7 separate regions of the Mus musculus genome follow, and all the other regions are linked to region 5. Evidence: chromatin loops called from intact Hi-C (ENCODE). Cell type or tissue: left cerebral cortex. All regions are shown on one strand. Region 1 has its middle 94 kb from the start of Gm31711. Region 2 has its middle 87 kb from the start of Gm31711. Region 3 has its middle 380 kb from the start of Gm25020. Region 4 has its middle 440 kb from the start of Gm25020. Region 5 overlaps Inhba (inhibin beta-A). Region 6 has its middle 380 kb from the start of Gm31711. Region 7 has its middle 30 kb from the start of Gm31711.

Region 1 (4,000 bases), 330 kb before region 5:
TTAGAACAAAAGGAACATATCACAACATAAAGAAGTCAATATGCAGTAAGCACACAGCCAACATCATCCTAAATGAAGAAAATCCGAATTTCTACTAAAACCAGAAATAAGGCAGGAACATCAAAACTTCCACACTTAGTTCAATATAGTACTTGAAGGCATAGCTAAAGCAGTAGGATGAGTGAAGGAGATGAAGGGAATCTTTTTAGGAAAGGAAGGAATTAAAGTATTTTTATCTGTAGATAAGTCAATTCTGTACATAGAAGACCCTAAAAATCCTACCAGAAAACCTCAATAGCCGGTGAACGCATTTAGCCATGTAGCAAAATACAAAATTAATGCACAAAAGATCAGATCTTATGCACAAATGATGAACACGCTGAGAGAGGACCAAGGAAACATCACCATTCACAATAGCCTAAGAGATAACTTGAAAGAAAACTGAGGAAGTGAAAGACTTGTACAATGAAAACTTTAAGACACTGACAAAAGAAACGGAAGAAGACATTGAAAGATAGAAACTCTTCCCACACTAATGGATCCATAGGATGAATATTGCTAAAATGACCATCATGCCAATAGCAATCTACAGATTTAAATCGATCCCCCTCAAAATTCTGATGTAATTCTCCAAAATAATCAAACAAATATTAAATTATATTTGTGTTAGTTAACTTTGTGTTTTGTGATAAAACACTATAATGAGGGCATTCTATAGAGAAAAATGATTGTATGGACTCAGAAGAATAAGATTATCATGGCAGGGAATCATGACAGCCAGTGACAGACACAGCAGGAGGTACAGAAAGGAGGGGGTTCATGTTTTGAACTTCAAGCATGAGGGATAGAGAGCAAACTAGAATCAGTTAAGGATATTTACTACCAAAACCTTTCCCCCAGTGAAGCACTTCAACCAGCAAGTCTGCACCACCTACACTTATAAAAATAGTACCACCAACTGGTGAACACGTATTTAAATGCCCAAGACTATGAAGACATTTTTCATTCAAAGCCAACACAATATGGAAACACAAAAATCCATTTATTGGGAACAACACTGAACAATTAAACACAAGTAAATTAATGAAACAAGTGAAACTGCAACAGGGATCATCAGACCAGATTTTGGGTTAAATTATTCAGGCATAGTAATAAAAACACTATGATAATAGCATAAAAGTAGACATATTGATCACTGGAATAGAATTGAGTACCCACACATAATCCCATTCTTCTACAGCCACCTAGATTTTGACAAAGAAGCCAAAACTGCCCATCAGAGAAGAGACATTATCTCCAACAAGTCATGCTGGTCCAACTGGATAACAATATATAGCATAATGAAACTCCCAAATTTTCAGTCAGCATGCACAAAAGTGGATTCCAAATGGGCCAAGAACCTCAACCCAAGACCACACACTGAATCGGATAGAGGGAAAAGTAGAGAATACACTTGAACTCATCTGCATAGGTAAGGACTTTCTGAACAAGAACCCCTGAAGCACAGGCATAAGACCAACACTTAGTAAATGAAACCTCATAAGAAGATACTGAACAGCAAAATGATGCCATTATTTCAGTGAAGAGTTGCAGACAGAATGGGGAAAAAGCTTTAGAGCTATACATCTGACAAAGGGTTAGTATCTAGTACATACAAAAGTAAAAATCTAAATACTGAGAAAACAAACAATCCAATTAAAAAATGGGACATGTAGCTAAACAGGGAGTTCTCAAAAGATGAAATACAAATGGCTGAGAAACATTTTTAAAAATGTTCAGAATCCTTAACCATCAGGGAAATGCAAATTAGAACTACTTTTAGATTTTATCTTACCCCATTCAGAATGGCTAAGATCCAAAAACAAATGACTACAAATACTGGCGTGGATGTAGAGAAAAGACATACACTTATTCACTGCTTGTGGGAGTGCAAAAACTAGTGAAGCCACTATGGAAATCAGTCTGGAGGTTCCTCAAAAAGCTAGAAATAGACCTGCCACATGATCTAGCTATAGCACTATTAAGCATATGCCCAAAGGACTCTACATGTTACTAAGGAGATATCTTGATCATCTAAGTCTGTTGTTACTCTGTTCACAATAACGAGGAAATGGGAACAATCTTAATGTTCACCAACTGATGAATGGATAACGAACATCTGGTACTTTTACAAAATGAACTAGCATTTAGCTATTAAGAAAAATGGAGTTATGAAATTTACAGCTAAATGGATGGAACCGGGAATAATTATTGTGAGTGCAGTAGCCCAGACCCAGAAGACAAGTGTAGCATGTCTTTTCTTATTTGTGGATATTACCTTTGACTCTTCATATATTTGTGTTTCATCTGGAATGCCCATAGTGCTTTCACAAAGGGGAGATAAATACAATATGATAAGGATTAATGGGGACTAAAAGGACAATAAAGGCTTAAATTGAGATAAGGCATAGGAAGGCTGGGTAGATGGAATACAGAGAGGAGTAACTAACTCTAAAGACATTTTGAAATTGTCACATGGAAGACTACTACTATAGAAGCTTCACAAAATATGTACATACCCATATATAAGCCCTTTGGTTTAAATGACAACCACCTCTTCACTAGAATGATGTTGTCCGTTGCTGTAAGAAGCATTTTAGTTTCATGAAATTCTGTTTATTAAATGCTGATCATATGCCTATGCTACTGGGATCCTGTTCTGAAAGTCGTTTCCTAAACCAAAGGGTTCAAATGTAGTCTCTACTTATTGACTGCCATACATCCAGGAGTATACAGGCAGCACAAATTGGACTGGATTGACTTTGAAAAAAGAATACAATTTGATAAATCAGGGAGATATTTGGAAAAAGTGTGATATGATCAAAGTGTATATGATATTCTCTAAAAACTTATAAAACTGTAAAAAATACATTTAAAGTTGAAATTGTTTAACAAAACTGTATTTCAATTACTTGGGCAATATGCATATGTATTAGGGTTTATAGTAGTCAAAATATTTGAAGTGGTATATATTGATCCATGAATATTACATAATTCATGAAGTACAGTACAGACTGTAGTCATCAAATGAATCTGAACTCTTTTCATGTACAAAATAGAAAACATTCATAATACACACACACATACACACACACACCAAGGACCTTGGCAGCAGAAGAGTTAATAAAAGTTTGTTTTGTGCAGTGTTTTGTATACAAAACATACTTGTACAGCAGCAAGTGTCTAGAATATATTGAGTCACCTATACCTCACATAAATTTCCAAATACAACTATAACTGACATGAAGTAACATTTATTTATTTGTTTGTTTGTCTATTTATTTATTTAAAAGATTTATTTATTTAAAAGATTTATTTATTTAAAAGATTTATTTATTTATTTATTTATTTATTTATTTATTCTATGTAAGTACACCTTAGCTGTCTTTAGACACCCCAGAAGAGGGAGTCAGATCTCGTTACGGATGGTTGTGAGCCACCATGTGGTTGCTGGGATTTGAACTCAGGATCTTCGGAAGAGCAGTCGGGTGCTCTTACCTGCTGAGCCATCTCATCAGCCCCCTGAAGTAACATTTATATCCATCTATTTTAATTAAGGAAGTGCTCTTTTGTTTGTTTGTTTGTTTGTTTGGGTTTTTTTGAGACAGGGTTTCTCTGTGTAGGCCCTGGCTGTCCTGGAACTCACTTTGTAGACCAGGCTGGCCTTGAACTCAGAAATCTGCCTGCCTCTGCCTCCCAAGTGCTGGGATTAAAGGCGTGTGCCACCACCGCCCGGCAAGGCAGTGCTTTTCAAGAACTTGAGTGTGAAACAATGTAAGAATGCTTTCCAACTTTAGCCATAACTTTAAAAGTTTCATAGTTCTCTTACCCTTAAAGTATACATCTAACATTCTGAGTCTATTCACAGGTGTCATGGCATTCAAGAAATTCATGCTGCATGGGCTTGTCACAGCAGCAAGGAGATTATAAATCAGAAAGTGAGGATGCGTAATTTAACTAG
Region 2 (4,000 bases), 330 kb before region 5:
GTATCAAGTGAATTTAAATATTTGTTTCAGTACTGAATATGTGTTGATTATGTGTAACTTAAAAAGATCTTCAAAACCTAAAATGTGAAAAGTGAATTAAAGTACATGTATAAGATATTTTATGTATTAAAGAAAAATACTTCATTAAGGTAATTAAAAATCTACAAGATAATAGACATTTTATCAGAACAAGTAAATATTCCAATAAGATATTTTAAATTTTATTGACCATATGCAATTTTTGTTTATTCTGAAGTGTTTGGGATTGAAGGAACCAGTTGCTGGCTCCTGCTCATGTCCACTTGATTTAGAAAATAAAAATGACATATTAACCATCTCAGATACCCATAACCCAGAAGTTATTATAAAAATGGTTCTGTTTCTGTAAAAAGATGGAAGAAACAGAATTATTACCAAATCTATAATTTCAATCTTAGCACTTAGCTTGTGGAAAAGACACCAATTGAACAGCAGTTGAATGCTAGGAAATTCTGAAAAAGGCATATGGTGTTGTGTCAAATGCTAAAGAACTGAAGATTCCATTCCTACAGACAACTCCAAGCGCCAAAAAAGCAGCATCTTTATCTTTAAGCAGAGTGGGTAGCAAATGTGAAGAAATGCTGTGGAGCTGACTGGGTCCCGGAGATACTGTAGAGGAGTTCAAAAAGCGATAGCTCCAGAGATCCCTTCTCATACAATAGAAATTGTGAGGATTCATTCAAAAACTTCTATTACAAACAGTTCTGTACAGGGAAAAATAGGTGGGGACAGAAAGTCAAATGATCAGAAAGCATTAAAATATAGAACAACAGCTAGCTTCCAAACCCCTCCCCCAGCACTGGGTTTGGTGAATCCTCCCAACTTGCCTAACCTTAATTAGTTAAGACTGGATGTTCAGAAAGTTCCCAGATGAGAATGCAAGAAAATGCAGCAGTGTTTGTAAAATAGCTAGTTCTGCAGAAAATACTAGGCTGAAAGGAAATCCAGACTGAAGAACGGCCCTCAAGGTGAGGGCTGTAACAGAAAGAGGTATGAACTCTGCTTTGTGCATCAGATTATAATTCAGTCCCAGCTTCTCCTAGAGAGACTTCCAGTGACATGTCAAGTGTCATATGACTAGCTAGCCTGTCAATGACCAACATTTACTTACCACTTACTATGCATTGGGTTCTGCTACATATTATGCTATTATTAACACTAACACCTCGTCAGTAACTCCAGGATTCATTCTGACTCTGGGTCTATTTCCTCTATGTAACATGATCCTTCTATAGTCACAATAGAAGCCACAGGCTTATGTAACCTCTAGCTGGTTTGCAGCTTTGTGACTTAAATAAAATTAGGATAGGGTTGGGGAAGTGGCTCAGAGAGTAAAGTGCTTGCCACATAAGTGTAAGAAGCTAAATTCTGATTCAGAGAATGTTTGTAAAATACAGGTAGTAAGTAGCTCATGTCTGTAATTCCATTGCCTTTAATGCAAGATGGGAAAGGAAAAGAGAAGAATCCATGGGAACACACAAGCCAGCTAGCCTGGTATATGCAATGCAATGGCAAACCAAGAGAACCTGCTACCAGCAAGGGGGAAGGGAAGGATCAACATTTTAAGTCATCTCTGATCTTCATGCACTTGAAAGGTAAGTATAGGACTGTGCTCCACACCACACATATGTAGACATAATATACACACATTAAAAACCTAAGGATAGATAATTGTTTCAAATAAGATATCTACTCCTCACTCTTTGGGAATTAGATCTGACTCATAGTGATTCCTGGAGCTATGTTACTATGCTTTCCTCACGAACCATTCTTTTCAGTCTCCCACGCCATACATATGCGGTCCAGGATTCTGTGTGCCACTGAAGTTTAGAATAACTTCATTAGCTATAAAAAAAAATTCTCAAAGGAGCATGATCCCACCATTATTGCTGCTCATCTTGGAATCTGTCTCTACCTCTCTGCTCTCCGCTCTCTATGACATTGTCTATTTTATCTCCCCACTGACAGCCTCCCAGGTTTTGAGAATATCTCAAATATATTCACCAAGAGAACTCTGGGGATTTCCACCAGGTAGGCCTACAGGCAAACCCATGTTCCCTCTGCCTCTGTTTTCCCCAAACCCTTCAGCATCCATGGTAGTCTCAGCTGGAGCTCAAGAAGCTACCACCTGCACCTCGGCTAACACACCCTTTCTTCAACCTGGACTAAGACATCTCTCTATAGGCCTTGGGTAAAGTTTATACTACCAAGATGGGGAAAACAGTTCACCAGAGGCCATGGTCCTGGCTAATCTAATGTGAGGAATGCCTAAAGCCACAACTAGCAAGTTTCAACTGGGTCATCAAATCTTCACATTTAGAATTTTACAACTGGAAGCTCCACACTATGGGACTCTAGCCCTATCCCCATCTGGAATGAGGCCACCTTACTGAGAAATACCCAGCCAACTGGCCAACTACTGAGGAGGTCAGCTGACAATGAGCACCCTGCTACATGCTGATAGAAGATCACAGGTTACAGTAACATTGCTTCCCCGGACATGCACCCCAGTTTATTCCCTACCCAAATGTTTGCTGTGCTGCGGGCATGTGCTTTTTCTCAAGTTGCTCTGTTAGAGAAGGACGTCTCTTCCATCTGGTTTAGACAAGCTAAAATGATTTGAAATGTCTTTTCTCAAATTCCCAGACCTCTCCCCACTTATATCTATTTTCTGAGAATTAGCAATTCTCTACTTCCTATAACATTGTCCAGAGAGCCTGCTTTCTGTGTGTGTGGCCGGATGGTGTCCCACACTGCTGTTGACTGGGATGTGGTTTATGTACTCTGTCATTTCAGCAGTGTTGGCTTTTTGGCAAGGAAAGCTTTGCATATCCCACACTTCTGATTATGGGAGTCCACACTGAATACCTGGAGTCTTTCTAAATAGCAATGTCTGTGTCTGATTGTTTCTCCTCTCACCTTCCTCTCCTCCCTTTCTCTGACATTTCCCCCTCTTTTTCTTTTTCCACTGCTTCCTCATCCTTTCCTCAATTCCTTTTTTCATCCTCTTCCTTTTTTACTTCTTCAATTTTGTATTTTCATTTTATCTTCATGAAAATGATTTGATGTAATGAACTACAATATTAGTTTCTCAAAAAAGCTCTTTATATATAGGAAATTTGGGATGCAAACTTAATGGCTTTGATACTTCCTAACCAGTTTGTCCATGGCTACTTTTTTTTATTCTATTTTGTTTTGTGTTTTATTTTATTGTTCTGATCAAATAACTGAAATGGGGCAAGTGAAATGGGGCATGGATACAGTCCGGTAAGGTAGAGACAGCATGGCAGCAGAGAAGGAATAGTGTAAAGAGCATGAGGGACAAGCATAACAGCAGGAACATGAAATAGCTGTTCATATTCTATCTATAGCCAGGAAGCAGTAGCCAATGGATAGGAAATAGAGCTAGGGTGCCAAACCTCGAGAAACACCTCATGAGTGAAGAGACAGAGTCCTCTTGTAGGTTCTACAACCTTCCCGACAGTTCTAATAGCCTGCAGGGGGTATTTCACATTCAAATCTCAGTACCCACTGCCTCCATCATGCCCTCTATGCAACAGATATGCAAACTGCTGTATGCCTTTTCAAATAAACCTACAACTTCCTGGATACCTTCATCCACTTCCCCCTTGCCACCATTGGTGGGGACTTGGGGATCCATTCCAATAGCTTATTCACACCTCTCTCTCTCTCTCTCTCTCTCTCTCTCTCTCTCTCTCTCTCTCTCTCTCTCTCTCTCTCTCCCCTATTGCTTCCTCCTGAGCTCTGTATCTTGGCCACCCTAGAGAGTTTAGGAGAAGATTCCTGGCTATTGGCTCCTGCTGTATTGTCCTCTTTTCTGCTCTTCATTGTTTTTCATTCCTCTATCATAAAAAGTGTGCTCCTTCAATACTGTGGTGGTAAAACAGTCCTGGTGAGCTGCATGGCCTAACTTGAAGAAAGAACTGATTTGACTCTGACA
Region 3 (4,000 bases), 810 kb before region 5:
GTCAGTTCTCTGATACCACAATGTAGGTCCCAGGGATCAAACTCAGGTTATTATGCTGGACAGCAAATGCTTTTACCAATGGATCCATCTTACAGACCTCCTCTTCCACCTTAAATTCACTCATTGTTCAATGAACAGGCTGACTCATTTTGTGTTGTTGTAAAAAATGCTGCAATGCACAGGGAGTACAGCTTCTCTTTGACATTGTAATTTTATTTCCTTTATGCTCTCTTTTTACACAATGAAACTGCTGTATCCTAGGATAGTTCCCTTACTCATTTTTTGAGAAAATTCCAAACTGTTGGTCCATGATGGCTTTGAGTTTATTACGTTCCTATCAATAGTGTGAAAGATGTTTTCTCTACATTTTTTTTACTCTCATCACCATGGTTTTTGGTAGTTTAAATGATATCATAGGGGGTCTTTACATATTTTAAAAGATGTATTTATTTATTTTTATATGTAGGAGTAACTTACCTCCTGTATGTTACACCTTATGTGAGCAATACCCATGAAGACCACAAGAGAATATCTGGTCTTCTGAGATTGAAGTTATAGATAGTTGTGAGTCACCACATATATCCCAGGAGTAGGACCTGGGTCCTCTGGAAGAGCAGTCAGTGCTCTCAAATTGTCTAGTTATGCCTTTAGCCTGAGGTGCTGAGTTACAGTCCCCTTGTGAGTAGCACTAAGGAGACTTTCCCCCCTAATACTTGTTGATTACTTGCATATCTTCTTTGAGAAATGTATATTTGTGTTCTTTTCCCACTTTAAGTTGAAAAAACTAAGAATACACACTCATACACAGTGCAGTATTATTCATTCTTTCAAAATGGAATTTCGTAGTATGAGACAAGTGAATATAAGATATGGACGATATCGCTAAGTGAAATAAGCCAGCATAGGAAAGCAAATAATACTCTCTCTTATACATAGAATAAAAACCACTGCATCTCATAGAAACATAGAGCAGAAGATGATAGCCATAGGTATGCCTGCATTAGGGATATGCTGGTATAGGTGAGAAGGAACCATGTTTAAGTCACATGGGATGAATAAGTTCTAGACATCTAATGAGCACATAGTGATTACAGATTATAATGTTGCATCAGACAACTGAAATTTCCTGAGAATAGATCAGTGTTAACACATGTTTGGGTGTATCTTCCAAAAGGTGGAGGCTAATGCAAAACAGTCCTAACCCTTATGCTGTAAAATGACTGATGGTGGCTAAGAAAAGTGAACTTTGTCACTAGAAGCAGAGAGATGCCAGTGTTTTTCCAGGAGCCCAAAGCAGGGAATGGTGTGAGTGTACCTGTGTGCAGCAGGGCTTGTGGGGAAGCATCTAGTGGGGCTTCCGGACAATCACTTCATGGGACTAGAGAACACTTGAAAACCAGAGAGAAGTTGAACTTTTAGCTAAATGAATTCTTTTCTACAAACGAAATTGAATTTAAAATGTCCACGTGTATGTCACAGTAAAGTGAATCTTTTGGGGATTGGGCAGGAGTGCAGCCCCACTCTCACCCATGAAGTCATCTCTGCCTCTGCTCCTTAACAACTGGCTTGCAGAACCACTGAGATTGCCAGCAACATGGTACAGCAATGATTTCTGATTATATTTTCATTTATTTTATTTTTACATTCACGTGCATGTGTGTGTGTGGGTGGGGTGGGGAGACAGGGGTGTGTGCTATCGCAGATGTGTGGAGGTCAGAGCACAACTTGAGAGAGTTTGTTCTTTCCTTTTGAGTGGGTTCCAGGGATAAAACTGAGGTCTATAGGTGACTCTACCACGGAACCATCTCACCAGCCCTTAGTAAGACTACCTCTGATGAGGGGCAAGAAGGATCCCAGCACACATATTTTCCCTATTCTGTTCTGCACTGGCAAGTGCAGTTAGCAGCTGGGTACAGTCTTTCTGAGCAAAAACTGGCGTCCTTGGAACACTTCTGACCACTGCGCAGTCGCCCTTGCAGAGTCTGCAATGCTGACTCAAGGAGCCACCCGCCTAAGGCAGAACCCCTTCTTTTCTTTTCCGCCCCTGCTTTGGCACCTCTATTGCTATAAATACACCCTGTGTGTGTAATTACACCCTGGAACAGAAGTGGCTCCAGCGGCTCCTTGCTCCAGGCTATTGTGTCAGCAATATACCTCTGCAAAGCATATAAAAAGACCAGCTACTCAGGAGGTAAAGAGAGAGAAAGGATAAAGGGGGGAATATAACAACAAACAAAACTCATAAGACTGCATTATGAGTCTTCCCAGGAGAATAAAAAGGCTCCAAAACAGAGAGTCCTGCCTCTGGAGCCTACAATATGGTTTTTATAAACTTCCAGGTCTCTCTCCTTCTCCCCTCCTCCCTTTAATACACCATAACTTACTTAAAAATTGGGTACAAAAATCTATTTTATATTTAATTACAAGTTTAAAAAAAACCCAAAATTCCTGAATATTGTAGTATGCTTAAGGAAGAGGACACTACAGAGCCCAGAAAGCAGTCTTTAGATAGCCTCCTCTTCCTATCTATGTATCATGTACACCACGATGCAGCAGCACCCAACTCCAAAGAAGAGATGATCTTGACTAGAGCCATAGGGGAGATGCAGGCCTAGATCATTGCCTGGGACAATGACTGTCTCTAGGTTTAGGGCCCTCCAAGCACAGCTCTCTTTGAAAGGTCACAGCTATATGATATAAGACCTTTGTTTTGGTTAGCGGCCATAGGCCTTCTCAGTGAAGTGCTGACCAGGCTGCAGAGAAAGCCTGACATGGACATCAAAGCATGTATGGAGATTTATCTACGTGTCTGTTTGAACTTTTCCTCACCTTTGCTTGCTTCAAGCTCTAATGTCTATTAAAGAACAGAGTGAACCTATGTTTGTCCTGAACCTACTGATCTTCCACTCAGCCTTTTTTTCTCTGCAATTCTTTCCCTACATGAAGACGATGTGAAGCTAAGGTTTTGAAGATTGAATTCATTAAGTTGCCACCAATATCCAGCCACTTTAGACAGACTTCCTTGCTTTATCAGTTTCTTTCTTTATAAGGTGAACCCATCATGCAGATCAAGGGAAAGTGTACCGTTAAGATAGTCAACCAACAACAGTTGCTTAAACCACTACTATGAGTATGGTATGAGTATGAAAGAAAACTCTACTTAGCACCATTTGGACTCTTTATCTCTCTCTCTCTCTCTCTCTCTCTCTCTCTCTCTCTCTCTCTCTCTCTCACACACACACACACACACACACATACACATGTACATGCACGCATACCCTCCACCCCCCCAGAATCAGAAGGAGATGCCATGTCCAAACCTGAATTAATGGGTGTCAATGACTTTTCAGCAGACTACTGAAAAAAAAATGAGGATCCTGATATATAACATCTTTAGGGCATTCTCTGTGCTCAGGAAGCCCCATTTCCATAGGGTATCACATTTTTATGAAGAGGCTAGCAGAATTGTATTCAGGGTGGGACATAAAGCCCTAACAGAAAAAATACCACCTTGTTCAGGCTTCGGTGATGAAGTGATTGGGTTATACATCATTTTCTCCAAATTGCTTCATGTGGTTTTCAAAATCATATTCAATTAAGAATATAAAATGAATGAAATGTGTGTGTGTGTGTGTGTGTGTGTGTGTGTGTGTGTGAGAGAGAGAGAGAGAGAGAGAGAGAGAGAGATTTCATTGTTTCAGTTGATTTACCAAGTGTAAAAACAAATACATTTTGGGTGAGTGAGCATGGTATTTAGAGAGTAGGTTTATGGGTATGACAGAGGGCTTCCCAATTTCAAGCTACTTTTCTAGGAGTTTTTGTACTGTGGGTGATACTATAACTGTCTTCAGGAAGCTTTAAATCTATCCTGATGTAGCTAGCCCTAGAGGATGCCAGGAAGTAAATTAAGGACAGAATTGAAAGGGAAACACAAAGAGGTGAAGGAAAATTCAGAATGTCACGCCTGATGCTGATGTGATTATAACATCATGTAATGGTG
Region 4 (4,000 bases), 740 kb before region 5:
TTAAGTTTTAAGAAAGCAAAAGGCATCAAACCCCAGAAATTCTCACTTGCTGAACAGGGTGAATAACTTCATTATCTCCTGTTGGGAGCCAGAGGTTTTAGAAGTAGAGAGGGATCTCTTGGAGGGATGACAGCCACGTGGCCGCCTTGCCAGCTGTAGGTGCTTATGTTGCAAGGTAGAGATGACACACATGTCTAATGTAGACAGATGATCTGGGAACATCAAGAGGGGAATCAGGGCTGGGAAATCTACTTTTACCTTTAACTCTTGTGAGCCATCAAGTGATGGTTCTGATAAAATGTCATGGTTAAAAATATTTTCATAGAAGAGAGAACCTTCCCCATTTACTGAATGGTCAGCAAAAGGCAGAGATGGGGAGATCTCTCTGGTCACTAGAACCCACAGAAGAAAGTGTCAAATAAACCTCCACATGAAATACTGCCTCAGTACTTATGAAATAAATATTCCATACTGAAAAATGAAGAGAGAGTACAAACTGACTTAATGGCATGGAAATCTGTGGATACACGAAGAGACAGATGATGAAAACAGAAGTGTTATTAGGGTGTGTCAGGGAAAGAATGAGAAAACGTCTATGTAGAAAAACAAGGAATCGAAATCCCTTAAGTTCAGGCTACCATAACAGTACTATAAGCCTATGCATAATGTAAGGTCATCTCCCACAGGTTTAGAGTGAGAAAGTTACACAGTGTATTGGCAGCATAGCTAGGTTTTGGTAATGGCCTTGCATACTGTCCACTTCTCCTGTACCTTTATTTATCATGAAGAAAGTGAGTAAGCTCTTTAGAAATGCTTTTGTAAAGGCATCACTGTCTCCTGTCCATGAAAATCCTGCTCTAATATTCCATCTCCTAATGATGGCACCTTAGTTGTTCAGCTCTTCTTCTACACATGCATGGGGGACATAGACATTCATCCACAACAGCCGAGGCCTTGAGAAAGAAATAACTGAAGGCTGTATACTTGTCTTCCGATGGTGGCAGGATCTGGTAAGTTATGGAAAGTGGAAGCCCAGCTTTGGCATAGAGAAGATGACCTGTAATCTGGATGCAGATTAGAAATGTTACCTTTTGTTAGCTATGGACTCTGTCTTGTCAACAAAGACATGGGGCAGGGAAGTGGCAGGACTGTGGTTATGGTGACAAGAGATGGAAAGTCATTTGTCCTCTCAGTGATGAGATGAGAACATTCTGAAGTTGGAGTTGGAGAGATAGGAAGCCGAAAACGCATGGTTTAGAGGCTCCAGTAACTAGACACAGGGGAAATTATACGTAGAGATGCCTGGCACAGTTCAGAATCCATCTGAGAGTTGTTGACTTGGCAATAATGAGGATCATTCAGTATAGTTTGATTTTTTCCTGCAAAGTTGAGTGACTCTGGGGAAAGCATTTTAAAAGTATTGCTGTTTATTGCTTATGGCTTCTTTTCTTTATGGACAGGCTATCATACTGGTGAGGAAACTGAACCTTTGAGAAGGAAAGCAATTTGTTTCAAATTATACAGTTTGAAATATCTGGGACCCTTTATAGACCTTGGCGATTAGAAATAACGACTGAGTTTTTTTTTTTTCATCCCTGTATGTCATCACTAGGATAAATGAGCCAGTATCCTATAAAACATACAGCACTGTGTTCTGCCCATGGAAGGCATTCAATGAATGTCAGCTATGAAACAACCTTTAAAGAATGTTATCAACCACATTTTCTATGAAGTTTAAAAGATATTGAAACTGTGAAATTCTGAGCCTATTACCTGGAACTTAATGAATGTTGGTGCACTTCTATTAAACCCCCATCAGTATCAACGTGTATGTAATTTACCTTCTTAATCCTGTGATGAGAACTGTGCTGCTACTAAAGGCCACTAGGTGGAGCCACCCAAGAGCAAGTCAGATCGTTTACCTTCAGATTGTTGCTCAGATACAGGTAGGCTACAAGAAGCAGGATGTTGGCAACCCAAAAAGAAAAAAAAAAAAAAAAAAAAGAGAAAAAAGGAGAGAAAGAAAGAAAGAAAAAATGAGTTGTTATAAATACACAAACAGATGGCTAGGGAAAGAAATAGGGTTGCACTTAAAGCATATATTTGAGTAAGCAACTAAAACAAAGAGCATTTATATCCAAGGAGACTGTTAATTTGATAGGCAAGCAACAAGAGCCAATGCAAATTTCCTCTGCTGGAAAGCTAGAGGAATTAGAAATCATGCCTATGTTCTCTCAAAACCATTCTACACTCTGAAGCTACTAAATCCATGGATCAGGTAAACATTTGAACTCTGGTGTGTGTGTGTGTGTGTGTGTGTGTGTGTGTGTGTGTGTGTGTGTTGGACACCCTTTCCATACCTCCAACACAGGTAATGGATATGCTGAGCTGTAACTGAGTAAGGTTCATATCCCTTCCCTACACCCAGTCCTGCCTAACTTATAATTTGATAGCTATCTTGCTAGCTGCCAACTCTGTCCAAGATCAACACATGAAACCACCTACTGTTCCCAGGAATGTGGCTTCATAAGGAGGCAATCCCAGGTATCACTCTGTTGCAACCCCTTCACTCCAGGTGGCTGAAACAGAACTGCTGGTTTTTCTTATGGCTCTTTCCCTCTGAGCAGTGATGTAATGCAATTGAAATCTTTGCCCGTTTATTGTCCTATCGCCCATAGCCCTGTGACTCTCTGGTATCCTGAGAAAGGATTGGATTCAATTAAAAATAAAAGCCAAGTCTTATCATTAGCATGTCATTTGCGTCTATTTTCTAGGTTTGACTCGCCCATACTCGGGTATCTTTAGTCTTTCTCTTGCTTCCTGGATCCCCCACTGAAGCCATATGTATCTGCTTGTAGCCAGTGCAACTGAGCTCCCCAAACACAGATTCCCATGAAAACTGAACAAAAGAGGAGGGGAGAGGCAGAGCATGTTAAATGTCTCATTAGGCCTTCTGTCTGATTCTCATTAGATTCGCTGACTGCTTCTCATTAGGCCCATTGCCTCGACTTCTTTCAGGCCCTGAATATGTAGGCCAGTGCTTATTGTCATGGTTGGTCGAGAAGATCTATTTCATTTATTCATAAATTGAATGTGGCTTCTGAAAAGTCCCAGGCAGTTTCTTTTGGCAGTGTTAAGGCAGGCTTATTGTTGTTATTTGTTATTTTTCGAGTCGTCCTAGGCAGGGTGGGCAGAAGTAATAACTTAAAAGACGCAGCCGAAAACTTCAAACACTGCTTCAGAATTAGGGCACTGGGGAATCATCATCGCAGCCAAAAGGCCAGCCTCCCGTGTGGACATGTGCAACAGGGCCTCATGAACCAAGTCATCAATACTGCAGTGCTCAGCAAGTACACAGCACGGGGATAAGGAGAATGCAGGGGAAGAGTGGGGCCTGGACATGACTAAGCTGCAATCCCCGTCCTTCTGACCATTGCAGAGCATGCACACAGTGTTGAAAAAAGAGGCAAATAACAGCATTAATAAACTGCTGTACTGTTTAACACTCTGCAAGATATGCACATGCAGCATTAGCATATTGTAAAGACATCAGTTCCATGTCAGTATTCAGCACAGCCGAACAAGTGGCTGCTGGAGAAATCTCTCATGAGATAGCAGGTGGTTCACAGAACTTAGAACTGATTACATGCTGGTCATGATAGAGTGGACATCACTTTGGAGTCTCATGGGAGAGACATGTTTCCAGTAATGCAAAAAAGACTAAAGAGCCTTTCCCAAGAGTGTAAAAAAAAAAATCAGTTTTACATGTTTTCTCTACTCTTGATTTCCTCCTTAATGTTGGCTTCCTATTTTGGGTGAACACGGTGTGTATCCAACCTTTACTCTGAGAGCCATTTGATGCACCAAATCAGAGACTGTTTCCTCCCAAAGTTGTCTTTCCCCAGACTTGGAAGGCTGAAGGTAGAACTTTAATAACCCTCAGAAAGCAGATGTTTTTCTTTCAACTAAATGTCTGAAGTGAAGTGTGTTTAATATGGCT
Region 5 (4,000 bases):
TTTGCTTTCAGGGGTTCTCACTAGCTTGATCATGAAGGTATGCCAAGGCTTAAGTAAACAGGCTCCTTTTTACTTAAAAGGTATGCAAATTCCACATACACAAAAGTCCTCCTCTCAGATTTGTGGGATATCTGATAATTCCCCATTAAATAATCAGTATACACATAAAGTTTCAGCTTAATTAGTCTGGTTTTCCTCATCAACATCCTGGGTAAAATATGCTGCCCTTTTACAAATCGGTAATAATGACGTCTCTGTTAATGTAGAAAGCCTTGGCATTCACAGTGCACATTTAAACTTGCCATGAGGGGAGCACAGCTCTGCTGTAAAATATGTGTTACTTAAATTTTCCATTCTTCATCAAGTTTCCCTGTGCCTAGATACAGTACAGTCAGGAGCATGAAGGGCCTACACTACAGCCTGTGCGTTCTCTCGGGCACTAAGTCGGCCTCTGGATGGCTTCCAGAGGTGTCTGCGGAAGGCAGCGAGTAAGATCTGAAAGGTTATTTTTCCTTTGACCTACAGTAGAGAATTTTGCCATTGCAGGTATATTAGCTTGCTTGTATAAATTATCCTGTCTAACCATTTAGCTTTAATACCTCTCCTTGGGATCCATTTTTTAATTATTTGTAACTCTTCAGGCCTGAGTCACTTAACATCCATTGCTTTTTCCATTTAAATAATGATGTAAAGGGTTAAATGTCCAAAACAAGCAGCTTACTTCATAATATAAATTAAAAGAAAAAAAAAACCCTAAAGAGTCAACCCAAGAGTTTTTTTTCCTAGAATTCCTCAAAACGTTTACACTTTTAATGTTGGACCCAGGAACGAGTCAAGCATAAAGCATTCTGAACTAAAGCGAAGAGATCATACTCAAGTTTGATGTAAGAAGGGCCAAGACAAATAAGTATTTTCATGTGAAGTGCCTGGGAAGGTTCTCCTTCTCCATGTGAAAACTGCATCTCTCCCCTGACATCTCCCCATTCCCACTTCAGTCCACCCACTCTACAGGCAAAACCCCGTGCTCATCTCTTGGCACATCCTTCCCCCACGGTTTCTCTCCACACTCTCAGCGAGAAACAAATGCGTCCTCTGCAGCTGAACTCCATGTTCCTACCAGACGTTAAATAAATAGTCTCTTTTTCCTCCCTGTTGCAAGTCACTTGTCATTTGTCCCTTGTGAAAAGCATTGATAAGGCAGGCAAACTAGGAAGCAGAATTGGGGGGGGGGGGGACGGAAGATGTTTGTTAGGGAAAGACTGCGCTCACATCACTGTAGCTGATGATTCTCCCACATCCCAAGCCCTGCTTTGTTTGTTTTTGAATTGTATCACTCCTCTGCTGCCCATGGAGCTGTGGAATTTTCATGTGGACCCCAGCACTTTCAGTGCTGTGACTCAATGTATTCTTAAAGGTAGCTGTGCATCCCCCAGCCTATAAAACCTGAACTCTGCAGGAAGGTGGGGATGTAGGGAGGAAGTAACTGATATTCTTCAAGATTAAGGTGCTACAGGCTGGGGCTTCAAGTACCCACAAAACTGCCTTTCTCAGAGTAGCTGAGGGTTTAGGGATGCGCCCTCTTGTGGCCAGTCTTTTTCAAATTCAGATAAGTGTGAAACCTTAAAGGTTTCTCAAGACAGGTCAAAAGAAAGGTTGGGGATGGAGCTATTGGTGTTTACTTCATTTGGAGATGGCTTTCTTAGGGTGTGGAGAAGTAGTCTTCAGGTGACCTCATTTCTAATTCAAATCTTCTTTTCCTGGTGTCCTCCACGAGGGGGGAGGGAGCTACTTTAGACAACACCTGAGCAGTATATACTTTTGCAGGTATCACTTCTATTGTTTCTATATCCTACGTAGCAAGAACTCCAGTAAGCTAATTGTGAAAATCAGCAGCTGACCATGCCACAATCTATGCAGACGCAACAGCAGGCTGGTACTATACATTCACTGAGCATCAACTATAAAGAAGGAAAAGCAGAAAAAACTCAGTGCATTGGTAGAGAAGGCCAATTTCATTGACAATTAAGTTACAGTCACTGGATTGGCTTGACTCTCCCATACTGCTGTTCCTCTGAAGAAAAATCAGGAGTAATGGTATGGGGCCAGTCATGCAATAAATATGCTAACTTTGGGAAGCACTCTTGGGTGACACTTATAAAAATAAAATCAATTTCACTTATTGGGACAGATTGCAGGGAGCTTGAGAGTGAATATCTGCTGCTTAGCCAATGCAATTCAAATCAACTTCACAAAACCAAAATACTTCCCACCTGAACACAGGACAAATTCACTTAAAAGGTCAGAGTACCACAGCCCTTACAGTCCCTTCAGTCTCATGTTTTTCTCAGCTTTATCTAATAATCTTGAGTGAAGAGGCCAAAGTAAAACATACATTCCCATACCAGGGATCTTGCTATTGAAAAGCACATCTATAGTATGTTTACAGGTAACAGTCATTGACTGCACCCTATGTTGTCCAAATGGTTATAAAGAAAAGAAAAAAAAAAAAACTGCCCTTCTCTATTCTTGAAATGTGTTAGTTACTACATAGCAAAATAGAATTGTTCCAAAAACAACAAGACAGATCTTTGTAGTTCATTTTCACATATTTTCTCTAGCTAATCAGATAATAAATATATTTCCTGAATAAGCAACATGCTTATGTCACACCCTATGCTACTTGGAGAGTAGGTTGTACACTATGATCTTACTTGCATTTGTGAAATTATATTAAATCAACTTGAAGTCAATGTGTGCTACTTCTCACATGAGAAAATAAGCAATTGTAACAAAAACACCATGTTCCTGGACTAGAAGGAGTTTCCTCTTATAAATTTTACACTCAGTCAATGTGTGAGTCCAGTGAATCACTGATGTAAATAGTAGCTCATTTTCTCTCAAACTAAACAACAGAGAAGCAAAACTGACAGGATCCCACTTAAGTGAGAGATCCATTAGCACTGAGAAGGTCAGAAGTAAAAAGAACGAAAATGACCTAATTCTTTGCCCTACCTCTAACTGCCAAGTGATAGGTTTTCTGTACAAGCCTTGTAAGTCAGAGGGAAGGACAGAGTGCTAACATCCACTGTGCCATTAAACATGGTGGAAGTCACACATATACCTAGTCACATGATACAATTGATTCCAAGTTAGTAGAAACTGCAGTTGTGGCCAACACAGGGGAAGCTTGTACATAGAGTCTTATATGAGTCACATTGTGTCAGGACCAGGGCCAATCTCCTAAAGCAGGGAACCCACCCCTCACACACCAACCAACGCTGGAGAGGTTTTCTTTCTCACCTGTCTTTCCTCAATATGGCTCAGGAAATAAAGTCTCAATGACCAAGGTTTGGGGAACTGGGTCAAAAAAGGAACTAGTTAAGGAAGTAGGACATGGACAGAACTAACCTGTCTAAGGAGCTGGTGGGGTACCAAGGCTTCCTGTGGGTGAAGCCACCAAGCCAGCTGTCTCCTCTCCCCCCTCCCCGAAAGAAGGATGCCCAGGTCTTGCACAGCTTTCTTGAAAACAGAACATCTGAGTTAACAGGCTTTCAGGATTGGAAATTTTGAGTGTTGCCTTAATTGTTTATACTGCTGCAGCAAACTTTTAAACAAAATGCTGGGAGTCCCTGCACACACTTCACTAGCCCATATGCTCCACCAAACAAAACAATGGCATTCCTTTCAAATGGCTTTGGCAAGGGATCCTATTCCTTAGCCTGGCATTTAACATGAAAGTAAAGAGGTTTTAGAACATCTGTGTGCCCGGTCCCCACAGATTGGCAGTAAGATCTGTATCCTCATGACTGGAGAGGAGTTCTCAGTTTCGAGCCTGGGCTTTGGACAGGTATTTTTCTCCACAGCAACAGGTTAGTGTGGTCCTGAGCCAATGATTAGAATCCATGAAAGTTTTTCCTCTTAAGGATTGAGTCGTTCAGCATAGGGTCTGAGAGCCCATTGTCAAGATTGTATTCCTTGGCAAAAAGTAGTTAGTCACTTT
Region 6 (4,000 bases), 620 kb before region 5:
TATATTATGACAGTGGCAGTATGATGAGGTCATGAACTCCCTTAAGTAAATGCATGACACACATAAGATCTAAAAAACAAACAATTATGTTGAAGTACAATTTTCTCTGGTACAAATTTATTCCTCTTGGAATTCAACAATATTAAAAACAAGTAAAAAAAAAGAAATGCTGTACCTTTTATTATTAGAATACATGTTCATCTTGGGTAAGATGCAAAATTTGGAAATTATAATACAAATATAGCTTTTTAAAAACATTTTTATTTATGTATGCCAATTGTGCAAAATGATACGTTTTATTGTGACATTTCATTACATGCAAGAAAAAGGTTTTAAGTTATCGATAGCTTCAATTTTAAAAGAATCTTTTTGAGCATTTACTCATTTGTAATAGATGACCAGTTTGCTTTTTAAAAAATAAAAACCATAAAGCAGAGGATGTGAAACAGTGAACCCAAGCTTCTGAATCTTACTGCAAACACAGTCCTGGAGACGTTTCATTGATCAGAACTCCGCCAATTAGGAGACCAGAACCAGGAGAGATAGTCATTTCATCTGAGGCAACTTCTTGAACATTTAGAAATTTAAGTTCTATTTTAGGCCTCCTGGCCAGGAATCTCCAGAAACAGGATTTGAGAATCTACACGTTTCAAGGCTCCTTTGTGACTTAGGATTCTCAGCAATCACTGGCAGCTTCCCCCCATCCTCTCCATGCAGAATGCTTTCAAAGGAGGTCTCTGTTTCTTTCAAACAATGCTTGAGTTTGCAGATTCACCTCAAATGTTGCAACCCAGATTAACCCATACTGGCATCCTCATGTGCTAAGATCAGAGTAGGGTATTTAAAAAGAGAAAAGGTGGGGGGGGGGAGCACTTGATTTCTGTTTAGTTGTGTCCTCATCATAGAACTTTATTTTCCCTTGCTCGTGTGCAGAGAATGAGGGCGGGGGCTCCAGCCTGTGACTGGGCAAAAAAAAAACGAGAGCTCTACTGTCAGGAGATTGGGGTGTGTGTGTGGAGGGGGAGATTCTTGGAGTGACTCTCTGAATCTGGATCGTGGGTTTTCTCATCCTCGTGAAGTCAACGTGCTGTGCTTTATTCATTAGCACCTACAAGGGACTAATTGCCATCAGGCATGTAGGTGGAATTCCTGGCAGGGAGCAAGATATGGAATAGGTTTGATGACAACCAATGATCTGCCAAAGCCCTGTCAGAAGGAGAACAGAGCCTTGCTGTCACTCATCCACCCCTTTAAATTCAAATGAAGATGCTTCAGGGTAGGGAGGGGGAGGGGGCTGGCACATGTCCAACTTTGCATTGATGATACTGTACACTTTTTTTTTTTTTTTTACTGTATATGTGAAAGTCCCTGCTCTTGACTGTGCTGTTGCTAAAAATAAGTAAAAGAAAGTAAAAGAAATAGAAAAACCTGAAGCTTCTGTGTCAGGCTAGAATTTGCTCCTTTAAGTAATGTCAGTGGTAAGAGGTGACTGATTCATCTATGCTGGGCATCAAGGGGTCTTCTCACTTCCTGTAACTGTCAGCACAGTCAAATATGAATTATGAACACATTTCCGTGGGGCTCCTCAGTTTCTCAAGCAGGCTATGATCTACAAAAGACAAAAGCTGCTAATGCTGTCATGAAACATTCAGAGGTCAGTCATGCAAACTAGAACAAGATCCCCTGGCAGGAAACACTTCAAGCTTTGCACATAATAGTAGTGTTCTGTAGTTAGTCATACAAGGCATGAGCTGCCTTGCCCAGGGACAGGGAGCAGCAGTATCAGTGAACAGCAATGCTCACATATTTAAGTCAGAATTACTCCTCGATAAACAAGCTTGGAACTCATCCAAGTAATTAATGTGTCCAACTTCAGCCTTCTCCAATAGTACCACCGTTTCTTCCCATCCTTGTGGCCATTCACCTTCTCCCTGCTACTTTCTGTGGTAGGCAGGGAGAGTAACAAGTTCCATGTTCTGCTGTGCCAGATCAGTGGTTTCTCAGTAAAATGAAGGCATGACTCACTGCCTCATGCTGGTTTACTGCAGAATCTCTGGTCTCAAATACATCCAGCCAATGACAGAAAGTGATCTGTTCTGAGTAGTTCTATGGATGAAGAGTTCACAAAGATGCCTCCATAATAACCTTTCAAGTCAGTAAGATCACAACTGCTTAAAATCATGACAGCCTATGTAACATTTTTTTTTCTGTAAGTGTTTTCAAGAAACTTACCCCACTGAAGTCCTTGCTATTTGTTTCACAAGCACTTTATTTTGTTTTTCTATGGTTGGAATGACTACATTTTCTTAAGATGACTACAAATGTTATGCCAGTGACATTTGTAGGTGGAATCAAAACAGTGTTAATTAGTTTTATTGAACAGTTCCCTGACTTTAGCCTGTCTGTTATTAACAAACACACCGTATATTTTCCTAAGCTGTTGAGTACCAAGTCCTTCATAGCTCGTCATGTTACCTTAAAGCCCCTTTACCTTGTGCTGTCGGCTTGCATAAATTACACATATTCTATAGATGTCTTACTGGGACAATTGGTGGTCAATGACCATGCATATCCATTTCCTGTTCCTTTGATGGAGTGATAAAACAGTGACAAAAATTTACCTACATTTCCAAGAAGGGAATTTCATGATCAAATGTTAGTGAGCCCAATTATAGAAATGAGATGGGTTAGTGCAGATGGATAAATAATTCCAGCTGTCAAAGTAGGAGAGGGCAAAGTGTTGTTTCCTTGCCCTTTTGTGCCCTTACAAAAGAGCACAGCTTCATGTTCTGTGTTTTGTGTGTAGAGACACATTCACACATCGTGAAACAGGAGATGGAGTGGGGAAGGGGAACAGAGAGGAGAGAATAGAGGAACAATTCAGTTGGAAAAATCAACAAACTGGGTAGAGCCAGGGTTCCTCCCACAGACCTCAGGTTTAACTTCTTAAGGATGAACCATCATATGCTGCATACGTATCAGAAGATGGCCTTGTCGGCCATCACTGGAAAAAGAGGCCCATTGGACACGCACACTTTATATGCCCAAGTACAGGGGAACACCAGGGCCAAAAAGTGGGAGTGGGTGGGTAGGGGAGTGGGGGGGTTATGGGGGACTTTTGGGATAGCATTGAAAATGTAAATGAGGAAAATACCTAATAAAAATAAAAAAATAAATAGAAAAAAGGATGAACCATCAAAGCCAGCCATGGTGGCACACGCCTTTAATCCCAGCACTCGGGAGGCAGAGGCAGGCAGATTTCTGAGTTCAAGGCCAGCCTGGTCTACAGACTGAGTTCCAGCACAGCCAGGGCTACACAGAGAAACCCTGTCTCAAAAAAACAAAAAAACACACACAAAAAAATGAACCATCAAAAGGTCTTTCTTAAATTTGTGTATTAACCCTTTTTCGTTGAGCTGCATGGATGGTTCTGATGGTATTCAAGTTAATAAATGGTAGGCTGGTGTTTAAGCTGAGCCTCCTACCTAAGGGTAGGACATAGGTAAGAAAGAATTTGCTCTGTAACTTAGGTTCAGCTCTCAGATTCAATCAAGAAAAGCAAACAATCAAACAACTCAGAGAAAGGTTTGATTTGGACCCAGTGTTAGTGTGTTCAGGATATTAAGATGAGTCTTACAAGTATGGACCACCCCTGAGGCAAGCTTCTGTGCAGAGTGTTCTGGTGTAGTCGATGAGGTGGTCCTTGGAAGTCTAGCCCTAGATATCTACTCCATAAGGAGTAGGCTAAAACATTTTGTACAACACTTAAAATAAAGGTGGAAATATTCTTACCAAAGAACAAGTACTTTTATAGGTTTGGCTTTGTTTTACAAATTGGCATTGAGTATTTTTTTTTAAACATTTTTGTTTATAAACAGTATTTTGAAATTTTTTACTATGTAAAGTAATGTTTTCTTGAGCAATTATTCTATTAATCTCAAATCAGCATGCATAAGAACGGAATTCATTCAGGCATTTTTTTACATTTGTGCCATTAAAC
Region 7 (4,000 bases), 270 kb before region 5:
AAAACGTAAGCAATCCCTCTCTTCTTCCATTTTCCCAAATGGGGGACAGAAAATCTCTTTAGCCCAGTTGTGAAAGCAGGTTTACATAAAGCATGCTAGCACAGTACATCTGGCTGCACTTGCCACTGGTTCCTTTCGCATACTCCCATTGTATTGGACCAGCTGATCACCATGCCTTTCTTGTTTTAAAAAATTTTTTTAATTAGGTATTTTCTTCATTTACATTTCCAATGCTATCCCAAAAGTTCCCCATACCCTCCCCACCCCCCACATCCCTACCAACCCACTCCCACTTCTTGGCACTGGTGTTCCCCTGTACTGAGGCATATAAAGTTTGCAAGACCAATGGGCCTCCCTTTCCAATGATGGCAGAGTAGGCAATCTTCTGATACATATGCAGCTAGAGACACAAGCTCTGGGAGAGTACTGGTTTGTTCATATTGTTGTTCTACCTATAGGGTTACAGAACCCTTTAGCTCCTTGGTTACTTTCTCTAGCTCCTCCATTGGGGGCCCTGTGATCCATCCAATAGCTGACTGTGAGCATCCACTTCTGTGTTTGCTAGGCTCTGACATAGCCTCACAAGAGACAGCTATATCTGGGTCCTTTCAGCAAAATCTTGCTAGTGTATGCAATGGTGTCAGCGTTTAGAGGCTGATTATGGGATGGATCCCTGGGTATGGCAGTCTCTAGATGGTCTATCCTTTCTTCTCAGCTCCAAACTTTGTCTCTGTAACTCCTTCCATGGGTGTTTTGTTCCCAATTCTAAGAAGGGGCAAAGTGTCCACACCTTGGTCTTCGTTCTTCTTGAGTTTCATGCGTTTAGCAAATTGTATCTTATATCTTGGGTATCCTAAGTTTCTGGGCTAATATCCACTTATCAGTGAGTACATATCGTGTGAGTTCTTTTGTGATTGGTTTACCTCACTCAGGATGATGCCCTCCAGGTCCATCCATTTGCCTAGGAATTCCATAAATTCATTCTTTTTAATAGCTGAGTAGTACTCCATTGTGTAAATGTACCTACAGAACTCCAAATAGACTGGACCAGAAAAGAAATTCCTCCCGACACATAATAGTCAGAACAACAAATGCACTAAATAAAGATAGAATATTAAAAGCAGTAAGGGAATAAGGTCAAGGAACATATAAAGGCAGGCCTATCAGAGTTACACCAGACTTTTCACCATGCCTTTCTTATTCCAGAGCATCTCCCTGTCTTAGCTGTCAATTGTTAACTCTCTGCAGGTGAAATTCCTACTGAGTTAATCATTACCTTACATTTTCAGCGAGCTTTGGCATCAGAAGACTTCTTGGTGCATCTGTGTAGGCCAGAAATGGGAAGCATTCTTCATCTTTAAAAATGATTGCTAGAAGTTGCACTGTGATAGCAAGAAGGACAGGTCAGGTGGGACTTCCTGAGACAGTGAGTTCGAGGTACTTCCTGTGGCCCAACTGTAACTAAGGGAAAGGCTACTCACAGATAATCTGAATAGACTATGACCTTGCCCGTTGGGACAGCGATCCAAACAGGTCATGTCCTCTTTTCCTGGCTAAGTCCAGAGTCCTATGCAGAAAGGGAGTGATCATTGCATGAGGACATCTGCATGCACGCTTACCTACTGGAGGCTGGGCTTTTAGCCAGGACCATGTTAATCCTCCTGGTTGGTGTTGTTGACTTTCCCTCACTCCTCCATGATAACACCAACATTTGACATTATCAACTTTTTCTGCTTTTGTCTCCATGAGTAGAGACATAAGAAAGATGAGGGGTTTGTTTGTTTAGAAAAGATAGACCCTATATTCGATTTATCTTTGTATATTAGTTTGCAGAAGGGCACTTCTCTTAAGGTAGGCACATGACAGTATCATGATTAGTTCATGCACATGCAGGAACATCCATGGAGGTGTGTGTTGAGGCAGCTGGGTGAAAATCATGATTCTCTTATCTATTCACTACTGGTCACTCATGTGTTTCTTTTTTGTGCCCATCTCTAGGTGTACAAAAATGTCTCTGACTTGCTTTGTAAAAAGTCTGTTGTCTATATGCTTAAAAACATTAAGTCAAAGTTAGTTGACAGGAAGGTTCAAATCCAACTAACTTCCTCCAACTACCTTCATCATCAACCAATGCCGAATACTTAAATGGATGGTGCAGCTCCAGAGCTAAGACCTTGAAGTAAAAATAGCAAAGCGAGTCTCTTTGCTTGCCATAGTTAAAATGGAACAAATTACTGGGCACAGTTTCAAGGATCCTAGAGAAAAAGTCTCAGTGAGGAGGGGGGCACAGTGGCAAAGATACTGACATAAAGCTCCAGCTTGGGAAAATGCCAGGGTCCACTCAGAATCCACTGGGCATTTATCTGGCAATGAAGAGTGACTGTGAAGGCCAAGTTTCAGTTTTGCCACTCAATTAGTAATGGAAGCATTTTCCTAATAAGTTCAGGTCATTTGCACTTCTCTTGTAACTGCTTGTCCAGTGAAACTGCCATGCTTGGGAGAGCCAGAAACTATAATCCAAGAGCGGGGGCAGGCATTCCCCTTATCAAGCTTTTGACACAAATATTTACACTGCATTTTTTTCCTTCCATTATTCTGAAAAAAAAAAAGATTTTGTAGTTTTTTTTCCTGACATATGCCAAAGCAGGTTTTTAAATTTTGCAAGTATGCAAATAGCAAATGGAATAAGAAATTCATGCAGATGCTTTCTCAGATTTTCAAATGCAGAACATCATGTTATGCTGGTTCCAGAAGTTATAATTGCACTTAAAAGTCCTGCCTTGGTGTGGCATTTGGGGACTTTAGGGACTCTGCACACTAATTCATGTCTGACTTTTACAGCTTTGTAATCAGCCCTATTCATAAGGACCAGCTTATAAAAAACACATTTCTTCTCTGGAAGGCAAAGCTATGATTAATGAGGGCTTCAAGAGCCTCTGGGTGCTCTAGAGCCCAGTGAATAGGTGGCACTCTGGCCATGCCCAGAAACGTCTGCCAGTCTTCAGCTCCCATATTACTTTAAGAGAGCTCTTTCTGGCTGTTCATGTGCAGAAGACAGTGTCTCCTTTGGGGCAGGATGCATTGTGTAGTACCCCATCTCCTCTTCTCTCCCTGGGATCTTTTAGTAATCTATCCCAAGTGGCAAACTTTCAGGAATGTCTCCTTTAGAAGTCTTACAAAGTGTGTAAGCTTGTATCATTCCTGTATTCTGAGGAATAAAGGAAAGCTCTTTATAGAACTGGAAACATTTCCTTTCAAACAAAGGCAATGAAGTACTCCCCAGGGCTGGGCCAACACAATTCATTCCTCTGCCTCCTGAGGCCCAAATGGTGAAAGACAAGAGTGTCTTCCCTTCAAACAGTTCCAAGAGCCTAGGTCTGGAAGGACATCCCATCCAGAATGTCTGCACACACTGGACAGACAGTAGCTCCAGCTCCTGTGTCATGCTGTTTAATCTAGGACATCTGGCCACCCTATGTGGGAGCCTGTCTTCTGCGTGCCCTCCAGTGCAAGGAGGACATGTTCTGTGTCGGGGAGTGCTGGCTGCCATGGAAATGAAGCCAATTAGAAAAGACAATAGTGCAGAGTTGGCTCATGGCTGGATCTTGCACTGGAAAGTAATTATAGGTAGCCAAATTACCTCAGTCTATGTAAATTAATTATCTAATTAATTTATTTTTTACACTTCATATTTTGTACCCACCATCCACCCTCCAACTGTTCTACATCCTATATCTCCACCCCCAGGCCCCCCGTCTCCACATGGATGTTCCCACTACCCACCCCCACCCCACCTGACCTCTAAGCTCCCTGGATCCTCCATTCTCTTGAGGGTTAGATGCATCATCTCTGAATGAACACAGACTGGGAAGTCTGCTACTGTATGTGTGTTGGGGGCCTCATATCAACTGTTGTATGCTGTATGTTTGGTGGTCCAGTGTTTGAGAGATCTGGGGGTCTAGATTAATTGAGACTGCTGGTCCTTCTATAGGATCACCCT

The links. Peaks named below come from ENCODE experiments on the same cell type or tissue, not always from the same donor. Only the 100,000 strongest peaks of a DNase experiment are listed, where the experiment ranks them.
Region 1: a loop joins it to region 5, with 2.9 times the contacts of the local background. A loop is called at or near these places in 4 of 42 quality-filtered maps.
Region 2: a loop joins it to region 5, with 3 times the contacts of the local background. A loop is called at or near these places in 4 of 42 quality-filtered maps.
Region 3: it touches region 5 in a loop (2.8-fold over the local background); 6 of 42 quality-filtered maps call a loop at or near these places.
Region 4: it touches region 5 in a loop (5-fold over the local background); 27 of 42 quality-filtered maps call a loop at or near these places.
Region 6: it touches region 5 in a loop (4-fold over the local background); 8 of 42 quality-filtered maps call a loop at or near these places.
Region 7: it touches region 5 in a loop (2.0-fold over the local background); 2 of 42 quality-filtered maps call a loop at or near these places.

What each region holds. Positions count from the first base shown.
Region 1 is chr13:16,353,413-16,357,412 of GRCm38, reverse strand. No RefSeq gene overlaps it. Among named protein-coding and RNA genes, the nearest start is that of Gm31711, 94 kb to the right of the region's middle. In left cerebral cortex, no CTCF peak of the experiment used is centred here; DNase peaks (open chromatin) are centred at 938, 1,502 and 1,932.
Region 2 is chr13:16,346,826-16,350,825 of GRCm38, reverse strand. No RefSeq gene overlaps it. Among named protein-coding and RNA genes, the nearest start is that of Gm31711, 87 kb to the right of the region's middle. In left cerebral cortex, no CTCF peak of the experiment used is centred here; DNase peaks (open chromatin) are centred at 579, 1,492 and 1,851.
Region 3 is chr13:16,823,848-16,827,847 of GRCm38, reverse strand. No RefSeq gene overlaps it. Among named protein-coding and RNA genes, the nearest start is that of Gm25020, 380 kb to the left of the region's middle. In left cerebral cortex, no CTCF peak of the experiment used is centred here; a DNase peak (open chromatin) is centred at 2,028.
Region 4 is chr13:16,761,842-16,765,841 of GRCm38, reverse strand. No RefSeq gene overlaps it. Among named protein-coding and RNA genes, the nearest start is that of Gm25020, 440 kb to the left of the region's middle. In left cerebral cortex, a CTCF peak has its summit at 1,876 (motif pointing right); DNase peaks (open chromatin) are centred at 1,881, 2,609, 3,054 and 3,227.
Region 5 is chr13:16,018,416-16,022,415 of GRCm38, reverse strand. All of the region lies in intron 4 of Inhba (inhibin beta-A), which reads right to left. It also overlaps the pseudogene B230303A05Rik. Among named protein-coding and RNA genes, the nearest start is that of Inhba, 8.6 kb to the right of the region's middle. In left cerebral cortex, a CTCF peak has its summit at 1,591 (motif pointing left); DNase peaks (open chromatin) are centred at 333, 1,033, 1,555 and 3,016; H3K4me3 peaks cover 1,499 bases; H3K27ac peaks cover 1,493 bases.
Region 6 is chr13:16,639,807-16,643,806 of GRCm38, reverse strand. No RefSeq gene overlaps it. Among named protein-coding and RNA genes, the nearest start is that of Gm31711, 380 kb to the right of the region's middle. In left cerebral cortex, no CTCF peak of the experiment used is centred here; DNase peaks (open chromatin) are centred at 1,136 and 1,986.
Region 7 is chr13:16,289,349-16,293,348 of GRCm38, reverse strand. No RefSeq gene overlaps it. Among named protein-coding and RNA genes, the nearest start is that of Gm31711, 30 kb to the right of the region's middle. In left cerebral cortex, no CTCF peak of the experiment used is centred here; a DNase peak (open chromatin) is centred at 2,343.